2 separate regions of the Homo sapiens genome follow, and region 2 is linked to region 1. A link is an interaction called in ENCODE POLR2A ChIA-PET data of the cell type or tissue named here. Cell type or tissue: B cell. All regions are shown on one strand. Each heading gives the region's core, and the rest is flanking DNA. Links, peaks and the distances in the headings are about the cores only.

Region 1 (5,368 bases), core at 263-5,262:
ACACACACACACAATCCCACCGTGCACCGCATTGTCCAGGCACACACAATAACAGTAGTATGTATGCACATCTTCCCCCGACACCCAGCACAGCACATGGGCATACACTATCACAGTGATACATACACAGTCCCAACACCCACAACACAAGTACCACTGACACACTCAGTGACACACACAATCCCATATACACACAGCATTGTATACACGTACACACCATCACCATGACATACACACACAACCCCAGTGACACCCAGCATTACACAAACACATCCAACCATGACAACAGAACAGTACAGTGACATAGCACCTTCACAGATCTTCCCCCAACACAACATCACTCTGACACATATACGATCCCAGCGTCAGGACACAATCACATGGGCACACACATCTCACTGCCAGACCAGCATGCTGCACAGAACCACACACATCACACCATCATGATCACACACAGCACACCAGAACATCACACAATTGTACACTGACACACAATCACATTGTCACAGCAGCCCATGACATGTAGCATTGTGACAAATGTAGCATGCTGACACACACCATCACACTGACACACAATCCATCAAGTGACACACAGTAGCACACACTGACACAACCCCACCGTAATGTGTGAACCCCCTGACACAACAGCACACTGACACAAATCCACAGAGGACTCCAGCACACACACACATAGTCACACAAACACCCAACCCCCGCACCCCTGCCCTTGCCCCAGGAAGCTGTGTTAGATGTGGGACGGTGGGGGAGGGATGCGCTGTGTGTGTGTGTGTGTGTGTGTGTGTGTGTGTTTGTGTGTGCGCCAGCGCAGGCTGTGCCTCCCCCTCCCAGCCCTTCCCCGGGGGCGGGGCCGTGCGGCAGCCGCTGTTACCGGGTAAACTTCCCCGCCCCCCCCAGCGCGGCCATTAGTCAACCCCCCCCAGGATGATGTCATCGCCTCATTCTGGAGGCTGAGTAATCCTCAACTCCGCCCCGCCAGGTACCAGGGTAGGGGCGGGCCGCACCTGGGCTCACCAAGTCTGGAGCTGGGGTCTGGAGCTGCAGGCGGCTCTGCCTTGGGTCTCCCGGGAGGGAGGGGACTGAGGAATTGGGCCTCTCTGAAGTGGCCCAGCCATGCACGTTACGGTCTCTCGAGGCTGGGGGCTCCCAGTCTGGATCCACGGGGCCAAGTAAAGGTGCTGCAGGGCTGGATCTTCCAGACCTGGGGGTCTGGGACTGGGGAGGGCCCCCCAACCTCTCCACTACTCCCTCCTCCCCAGCCACATCACTGTGAGGGGCTGGGTCGCTTGGCCAGGTGTCTGGGGAATCAGAGACACGGGGCTTGGACTTCTGGGGTCCTTGGCACTATGAGGCCTGGGACCCTGGCGCAAGGTGGGGGGTCGGTGCCAACAGGTAAGGAAAGCGGCTCTGAAGTCAGATGCCCACGTCCTGGGAGATCAACCACCTGGACCCTGGGGAAAAGGGCTCAGAGGGGTGGGAAGTGGGCAGGTCTGCACCTTGGAGCTGGGCAGGTGGTCCCACCTAGGTAAACTGGACACCTGAGGGTCTGGTGACTGTTAGGGACAGGAGTGTCTCCCAGCATCAATGTGGTGAGGGCCAAGATGCCCAGGAGCTCTGTAACATCTCAGGGTCGGGAGCCCAAAGGCCTGAGTCCGTGTTTCTTGTGGGAGTGGGATGTTCAGCCCTAGTTTTCCTGGGATCAGACATGACTGTGTCCCCTTCTGGGGGGACCCTGAGTTCTTGTGTCCCGGGGCTGGGACATCTGCATCTCCTAAGAGGAGGGGGCTCATCTCCTTGTTTTCACGGGGCCAGGCATGCCTGGGTCCTTTGGGGGTGCAGTGACACCCTATTTTTATAAGGCCAGGACGCCTGGGTTGTTTTCTGGGAGGGAACTTCAACCGTTATGTTCCAGAGCCACGATACCTGCGGGGCGGGGAGCGGGGGAGCGGGAAACAACCAGTCCCTGTCTTCACGGAGTCAGGATGCTCAGGTCTCCTTGTGGGAGGGGGACCCTTGGTGGCACAAGGCCAACTCCAGGGTGCCATTCTGGGGGTAGGAACAGAATGCACAACCCCGTTTCCAGCCCATCCCAACTGCCCATCCTCACCCGAGAGTGCGGGACAGGGGAGCAGGGAGGTGGATGGTGCACAGCCCGGGTATCACCCCAGCCGGTCGCAGGTTTGCAGGCCGCGCGCCCGGCAGCTCCCCGGGGCCCGGTTCCCCGCCCCCCGCGCCGAGGGCTCCCCCAGATCCGGGCGGACGCGGCGGTGGCCAATGAGCGCGCTCGCCGTCTCCGGGAGCTGGGCCGGCTCTGCCCGCCTGGCATTGGGCACGCGGTGGGCAGCGGCGGGCGGGGCCTGGGGGGTCCTCGCGCCTGGTTGGGCCAGGCTTGTTGCTGGGTAACGGGGCGGCGAGTTTCCCCTGGCAACGGCGGCGGGTACCGCTCACTGGCTGGCCGGGAAGGAGGGGGGGCGCGGGCGCAGGCAGGCCCCGCAGACCCCAGCAACAGCGCGCGGCCCCCGCCCCGCCGGGAAGCGGTAACCTTCACACGCGCGCCGGCCGCTCGGACCCTGCGGACGCCCGCGCCCCCGCCCAGCCCCCACCCGGCCCCGGTCCAGCCTCCCGGCCTGCAGGGCCGGCCACACCGAGGGGACCCGGGAGACCCCTTCCCCACCGCGGAAAGCCAGGACTCAGGCCCTGCGGTGAAAAGTTAAGTCCTTCCCAACTCCCTCTCCCCAGGCTGCGAAATCTGCTTGCCCAGAATGGCAGACAAGATCTTGGAGACGAGACGGTTTTAGGTCTGCAGTCAACCAGCTCTATTTTGTCTCACCAGCACTTCACATCCGGCTTACTACCTCCGGGCACTATTCTAAGTATGTTACAAATACGAACTCATTTTATCTTCACAATATTTTTGGTCCTGCCTGTGCAGATCCCTTTTGGACAGTGAGGGAAACTGAGGCACAGAGCGGAGAAGCTGCTTGCTCAAGGTCATCATTTGAACCCATGTCGGAGTTATCGTTCCTCTGTGCTGTGCGCCCGTGGGAGAGGCATTAACACTCAAAATACGAAACTGCACAGAGTCAAGAAAACGCACTCGTGGACGGCCTGCGGACCACTAGTTTGAGACCCCAGCCTCAACATGAGCATCTGTGCAAATAGACACGAACTGTCCTCCTCCCAGAAGTAGACCTGGGCATCCTGACCCCATGAACACAGGGACTTGCTGTCTCTCCCCAAACTGGATTCAGGCATCATGGCTTTTGAACACAGGGCTGATGATCCTTCCCAGAAGAGAATGCAGGCATCTTGGCCCCATAAAAATAGGGGTCCTGGGCCGGGCTCAGTAGCTCACGGCCTGTAATCCCAGAACTTTGGGAGGCCTAGGCCGGTGGATCACCTGGGGTCAGGAGTTCAAGACCAGCCTGGCCAACATGGCTAAACCCTGTCTCTATTAAAAATACAAAAATTAGCCGGGCGTGGTGGTGCACACCTGTAGTCCCAGCTACTCAGGAGGCTGAGGGAGGAGAATCGCTTGAACCTGGGAGGCATAGGTTGCAGTGAGCCAAGATCGCACCACTGCACTCAAGCATGGGTGACAGGGCAAGCAAGACTCCATCTCAAAAAAAAAAAAAAAGTAAAAAAAAAAAAAATTAGCCAGGCATGGTGGCACATGCCTGTAGTCCCAGCTACTCGGGAGGCTGAGGCAGGAGAATCGCTTGAACTGGGAGGAGGCTGAGGCAGGAGAATCGCTTGAACTGGAAGGAGGCTGAGGCAGGAGAATTGGGAGGCATAGGTCGCAGTAAGCTGAGATCATGCCACTCTGCACTCCAGCCTGGGTGACAGAGTGAGACTGCGTCTCAAAAAAAAAAAAAAAAAATAGGGGTCCAGGCCGGGTCCAGTGGTTCATGCCTGTAATCCCAGTACTTTGGGAGGCTGAGGTGGGAGGATCATTTGAGCCCAGGAGTTTAAGACCAGCCTGGGCAAAATGGTGAAACCTCATTTTTACTAAAAATACAAAAATTAGCTGGGCGTGGTGGCACAGGCCTGTAGTCCCAGCTAATCAGGAGGCTGAGGCAGGAGGATCACCAGAGCCTGGGAAGCGGAGGTTGCAGTGAGCCAAGATCACACCGCTGCATTCAAGCGTGGGTGATAGAGTGAGACCCTGTTCTCATAAAAGAGGCGGAGGGGTCCTTAGCTAGAGGTTTCCTTGCTTGGATTCTCAGAGAGTCAACGGACTCCCACACTGGTAATAGTAATGACAAGTAACATATATTAAACATCCATCATGCCCCAGTACTTTTATTGTTTAATTTTTTTTTGTTTATTTATTTATAAAACAGGGTCTTTTTATTTTATTTATTTATTTTTTTGAGACAGAGTCTCGCTCTGTCGCCCAGGCTGGAGTGCAGTGATGGGATCACAGCTGTCTGTGGTCTTGTCCTCCTGGGCTCCAGCCATTCTCCTTCCTCAGCCTCCCAAGTAACTGGGTCCACAGGTGCACACCACCACGCCTGATTATTTTTTAAATTTTTTGTAGAGACAGGGGTCTCACTATGTTGCCTAGGTTGGTCTGGAACTCCTGGGCTCAAGCAATCCTCCTGCCTCAGTTTCTCAGAATGCTGGGATTACAGGCATGAGCCACTGTGTGCCTAGCCCAATGTTTTATTGTTATTCACATTCTGACTGCACATCCTATGAGGTAGGGACCTGTGCTGTCTCAACTCACAGATGAGGAAACTGAGGCACAGAGCTGTGACCACTTCCCCAACATCACCCACAGGTGGCAGAGGGGATTCTAAGTCAGGCCATCTGGACTCACAGCCCACAGTCTTTCATGAGGGCTGCATGCGGGCTTAGGAAACCAAGGCAGGCGAATGGGTTCAGGCCAGGAGTTGGAAACATGCCTGGGTAGGCAACACAGTGAGACCTCATCTCTACAGAAAATTTAAAAATTAGCCAGGTGTGGTGGTGTGCACCTGTAGTCCCAGCTACTCGGGAAACTGAGGTGGGAGAATTGCTTGAGCCTAGGAGGTGGAAGCTGCAGTGAGCTGTGATCATCAGCTGTGATCATGCCACTGCACTCCAGCCTGGGCAACAGAGCAAGACCCTGTCAAAAAAAAAAAAAAAAAAAGAGGCAGCCCTTGACCCACCCACAAACTTCTTTTTCTTTGCCCACAAGGGTTTTGTGTTGTTGTTGTTTTGGGGGTGGGGGTCGGTTTTTTATTTTTGAGGCGGAGTCTTGCTCTGTTGCCCAGGCTGCAGTGCAGTAGCGCGATCTCGGCTCACTACAACCTCCGCCTCCCGGGTTCAATCGATTCTTCTGCCTCAGCCTCCAGAGTAGCTGGGA
Region 2 (5,368 bases), core at 51-5,050, 140 kb after region 1:
TCCCATTTGGCTCGACTTCCTTTCTTTTTGCTTTCTGTTGAACAGAGTCTGAAGAATATAGTCAAGACCTCGTGTTCACGCAGGACGTTTAGCTAGGAGAGCATCTTGGGTGTCGTGAGGGGGGACCCCTTGAGGTGACTGTGGACAGAAGTTAGCCCAGGGCTCGGAGGGGCTTGAGGGCCTGACATGGCCAGAGGGCCCTGAGAATGCAGTGATCTGTTTATTGTTGCTGTCTCAGTGCCCCTTTATCAACCGTCAGCAGTTTAACAACAACAAAAAAATCCTATGTATTTCTCTGCCTCTCTCAACTTTAGGGAAACAAAATTTCAAGTAGTCACTGCCTGTTTTGTGAAAAGTTGTATGGTTGATTCTCTTTGAGCCCAGATGTGCCTGGAGCTGTTAATATCGATAATGTGCAGAATCCCTCTTTGGCTCAGGTCTTTGTAGGGTGAATTTGAATGCTGCACTTCTCTACCTTGGTGATTCCTTTCTAGAATCATTCTGGATGATGGTTAAGGCTCTTGGAGTTCCTTGAATGGTCTTTTGTCCTCTGCCCGCAGGTGTTAGATGTAGAGTAGCCTGTACCTTCGTCCGAGCCAGCGAGTGGCATCAGGACAGGGAAGGAGGCCTCAGCTGACCCTGGGCAAGACTGTCGCCTGCTGTGCCGCGGTGTTGGACATAAGGGAGGGCGTGCTGAGGCTGCCACCCACTCCGGCTCAGCTGACCCAGCCCTGATGATCAGGCACCTGCCTTGTGGACCAAGTTTCTTGTCAGTGCAGAAAAGGAGGTAGTCAAGCAACCTGGCACAGATATGGCATTTAAAATATTAGTGGCCTGGGTGGTGATCATGTCCCTCTCAGCTTTATCCCTTCTAGACTTAAGTGTCGAGAGTAATGTTGTTCTTAGCTTTTCTTTATGGAACCCCAGCATGTATACCTCCAGTCTGTCCCGGGCCTTCTCCCGCTCAGTCTGTCCGTCTCTCCCTTTCTCTTGAGGTGTGGCCCTGGCCTGCCCCCAGTATTCCCATCAGGGTGCCACCTCCCAGTGTCTGCACAGCTCCTGGCGGCGGGCAGTTTGCCATGTCACTGAGTAACAGCTTCTCCCTTGGGACAAAACCAGTTTTCCCAGTCATGTGGCCCTTTTCGGTGTGGGTGAGGTGTCCAGTGAGGACTTTGCTCCACGCCTGGTTTCTGTGGGCCGCACCCCAGCGGGAAGGCACCTCCCTTGTCAGGACTGCAGCCTGCACCCCCGCCCCATTCCAAGTTTGCTAGTCGGGGAAGCAACACAAGGTGCACATGGGTCAGGTCACCTGTGTTGTTGACTTTGAAGCAGCAGAAAGAGTTTTGTGTCCTGCATTCTGTTTTGAGAGTTGCCCTTGACCTCTGCCCAGGGGTATCTGTGGGGCTGGGCCACTTGGGTTTGAAATAGAACCCATCCCCTTTGAACTGGGAGTGAGAGTTCATAGAAAAAGCTGCTCTTGAGGCGCTCCTTGATGTTTGGGTAGCAGCCCCAAGGCAGACAAAGGGAGGGACATAAGCGAAAGGACAGTGGAGGGTCCTGGGAGGAGGAGTCTGCCACATGCCCTGGAACCTTCAGGCAAGCACGCCTAATACATTGGCTCCCGCTTGGGCAGCTGCGGGCCTTTCCGCAGAGATAGCTCCATTTGTGGCTAACCTTTTGGGGCCTGGGCTCGTGATGTTTCCTCCTTACATCACTTCTCTTTGTGTCCTAGTTAATTGAGACGGAAGGAGTTGGATGCTCTCACGCAAGCCTTTTTGTGGTCATTCATGGGGAACTTTGGGAGCTTTTTAAAATTATTCAAAAAGATTGTTTTTTTCCTTTACCAACTCCTGTACTTGTGAACACTGTGTCTGTGGGTTTGGCTCAAAAACTGGATTCTTTTTCCAGCCTCCCCCTCCTGAACCCAATTTCTTCCTCACTCCTACCCCACCCCATAGATATTTACATATGCAGAATGTCCACTGGGCAGTGTCTGTCATGTTTGGAGAGCACTTTTAAAGTCCTGGAGATTGGGGTGACACGGGGGAATTGGAAGAGTGTAGGATGGGGAGCCAGAAGGGGTTCCACTATCTGGAGGTGAGTCAGAGGAGGGAGAGAAAGCAGGGCCGGTATCATGTGAGGCCCTCAGGAGGGGCCTGGGATCCGTCCCCCCTCCTCCAGCTGCTCAGTGTTTGCTTGCCTCCGGCCTAGAGGTGTGGGACTGACGAGGGTGGGTCAGACCTTGTGACCTGGGACTCTGAGCCTGTTTCCAGCGGTTCTCATGGGGCTTTTGTAATAAAGTACTTGGAGGGTTCTCAGGCCACAGCCCAGGCCTGCCTGTGGGTGGGTCCCAGGTAGCTTGGGGCCACCCCTGGTTCAGAACCAAGGCCCTCTCCACGGTGCACAGCCACCGCCCTCAGCCTCAGGTGGCACTGACGCCCAGCTCACTGGGGCCCGGGGCCCAGCAGGCAATCCTGGGCCTGGGAGGGAGGGGATGTGGGTCTGTGCTCCCTGGGAGAGAGACTTCTGTGGTCAAGCAAGGTTTAGAAGTGCCCCAAGTGCTTCACAGCAGAGCTGTGTGGGTTTCTGGACTATGGGGCTTCCTGGAAGTTGTGCAGCGTTAAGCATTATGAATCCCCAAGATGGGGCTCTTCCTGCTTATGTGACCACAGCACCTTGTCGGTTTCTTCTTCTAAGAACACTAGTTCTGTTGGGAAATCTGGCGTAGATGTGTCCCGGTGTTAGTGGTAATGCCCTTAAACTCCTACCCCTCCCCCAGCCAGGTTAGACTGGAGCAAGCACAGTTCTTTCAGGGGGAGGATAAGGGATGGAACAAGAGGCCATGGCCCCCATGTCCTCCCAGGGTCTCACTTCGCTCACAGCAGTCAGGCCTTCGGTTCCTGTCAGCCTTGGCCAGCCCAGAGCCCTAGGAGGTCTCCTCTCAAACCCTGTGTTCATGGTGGGATTGGGGTTTGTTTGTAGGGAAGATGGAGAGTTGGAAGAAGGTGAATTGGAAGATGATGGGGCAGAGGAGACCCAGGATACCTCCGGAGGGCCTGAGAGAAGCCGGAAAGAAAAGGGGGAGAAGCATCACAGTGATTCGGATGAGGAGAAGTCCCACAGGAGACTGAAGCGGAAACGGAAGAAAGAGCGGGAGAAAGAGAAAAGGAGGTCGAAGAAGAGGAGGAAATCCAAGCACAAAGTAGGTCGGAGATCCCCTGGGACTGCCACTGCCTGGCATTGGGCCTGGCTGAGAGCCCCAGGGGCTGAGCTTTTGCTGTCCACCCCAGAGGGCACTCTTAATGCCTTTGCTTATCTCAAATTGGATAAAGACCTTTTTTAAAAGAGTTGGTAGCTTATGCTTCATTGCCACTAAGTGCCCCAGGTGAGGTGTTTCAGGTGAAGCGCAGAGCCCTGCGGCACATGCCAGCATAGTTTGTCCTGAGGCTGACTGTGCCCGAGTGGCCTGCCTGTGGCAGGTTGCTGAGTCTCCTTCCCCTGTCATTACAGCGCCATGCTTCTTCTAGCGATGACTTCTCTGACTTCTCAGATGACTCGGATTTCAGCCCCAGTGAGAAAGGTCACCGCAAGTACAGAGAGTACAGCCCCCCATATGCGCCGGTGAGTGACTGGCATGCACTGCTGAGCTCTGGGGCCGGGAGGAGTTCAACTGCTTGTGTTTCTTGAGCACTTGCTGTGTTCTGGGCATTTTTTGTGAGTTTCAGTCCTGGGCCATCAGGTATTAATTTAATCCCCATTTTATGAGTGAGGAAACTGAAACTTAGACAATTTCAACAAGGCAGCCCAGACAACCAAGTGAGACCCCACAAAAAATAAAAAAATTAACCAGGCATGCCTGTAGTTCCAGCTACTCAGGAGGCAGAGGTGAGAAGATCCCTTGAGCCCAGAAGTTTAAGGTTGCAGTGAGCTATGATCAGCCACTGTACTCTAGCCTGGGTGACAGACAGAGCAAGATCCTGTCTCAAAAGGAAAAGAAAATTTCAACAGGGTTGCCCAGCTCTCTGAAGTAAAGGAGCTGGGATTTGAACCCAGGCCCTAGCTGACCTCCATGAGGCATGTTCTCGAGCCTCCTCCATGCGGCCTTAGCAAGGCCCTGTATGTCTCAGAGAAAGATGCTGACTGGTCCACGTCACGGCTGACTGGCTTCCACTGTTCACAAATGACCTTTTTGGGAAATTGGCAAGAGAATGAAATGTTCTCAAGTAGCCAGTAGGCAGAGGTTAGATACTCAGCCACTGTCGCTCTCATTTCAAGCAGCAATTTAAATTATTTGTTCAGTTTGTATACCATTTCTTCCCCCAGAAAATCCCATAAGAGAAAAGCAAATCATTTTTTTTTTTTTTTTTTTTTTTTTGAGGCAGAGTCTCACTCTGTCGCCCAGGCTGGAGTACAGTGGTGCAATCTCAGCTCACTGCAAGCTCTGTCTCCTGGGGTCGCACCATTCTTCTGCTTCAGCATCCTGAGTAGCTGGGACTACAGGCACCCGCCACCACTCCCGGCCAAGTTTTTGTGTTTTTAGTAGAGACAGGATTTCACCGTCTTAGCCAGGATGGTCTCCATCTCCTGACCTCGTGATCCGCCTGCCTCGGCCTCTCAAAGTGCTGGGATTACAGGTGTGAGCCACCGCGCCCGGCCGCAAATCATCTTATGATTACTTTACCCAGTATTCGTTGGCACGTGGGTGTCCGGGTTTGGATGAGAAATGTTTTGTCTTGTTTGTTTATTTATTTATTTATTTATTTATTTATTTATTGAGACGGAGTCTTGCTCTGTCGCCTAGGCTGGAGTGCAGTGGGGCAATCTCGGTTCACTGCAACTTCCACCTCTCTGGTTCAAGCGATTCTCCTGTCTCAGCCTCCCGAGTAGCTGGGATTACAGGCATGTGCCACCTTGCCCGGCTGATTTTTGTATTTTTAGTAGAGACAGGGTTTCACGATGTTGGCCAGGCTGGCCTCGAACTCCTGACCTCAGGTGACCCGCCCGCCTTGGCCTCCCACAGTGCTAGGGTTACAGGCGAGAGCCACCGTGCCCGGCTGGTTGAGAAATGTTTTAAAGTTAGTAGGTCTTTAAAGCTGTCCCAGGTATCCCATGACCCAGCATCATCCATCACAACAAATGATTCATTGTCCAATACCATAGTTGAGATTGATCTACTGGTGTAGGTTTGGCCTTCAAACCTGAGGGAGGCAGGAAATGGAGGGAACATTGCGTGCTTTTTATGAACTAGAGCTGGAGGCATTTTAAAGATCTGCTAAAGTACTTGTATGTGTGTCTGTGTGTCTAGCTGTATTTTGCATTGTCCTGTTTTTCTATAATTCGGATTTTTTAAAATTAGTGGGCTTTATTG

The links. Peaks named below come from ENCODE experiments on the same cell type or tissue, not always from the same donor. Only the 100,000 strongest peaks of a DNase experiment are listed, where the experiment ranks them.
Region 2: POLR2A ChIA-PET joins it to region 1 with 5 read pairs; 9 of 35 experiments call an interaction of 5 or more read pairs at or near these places.

What each region holds. Positions count from the first base shown.
Region 1 is chr19:47,236,797-47,242,164 of GRCh38, reverse strand. It overlaps LOC124904731 (a long non-coding RNA gene), which reads left to right. Exons shown (of 2, transcript XR_007067278.1): 2 at 2,758-3,490. Among named protein-coding and RNA genes, the nearest start is that of BBC3, 8.3 kb to the right of the region's middle. RefSeq lists silencers at 701-820, 2,205-2,534 and an enhancer at 244-1,045. In B cell, for the core only: no CTCF peak of the experiment used is centred there; DNase peaks (open chromatin) are centred at 914, 2,314 and 2,884; H3K4me3 peaks cover 865 bases; H3K27me3 peaks cover 2,695 bases.
Region 2 is chr19:47,092,223-47,097,590 of GRCh38, reverse strand. It overlaps ZC3H4 (zinc finger CCCH-type containing 4), which reads left to right. Exons shown (of 15, transcript NM_015168.2): 3 at 2,983-3,202; 4 at 3,511-3,621. Among named protein-coding and RNA genes, the nearest start is that of ZC3H4, 19 kb to the left of the region's middle. RefSeq lists enhancers at 2,278-2,327, 2,598-2,787, 3,210-3,319, 3,750-4,009. In B cell, for the core only: no CTCF peak of the experiment used is centred there; DNase peaks (open chromatin) are centred at 2,330 and 3,590; H3K4me3 peaks cover 528 bases; H3K27ac peaks cover 2,447 bases.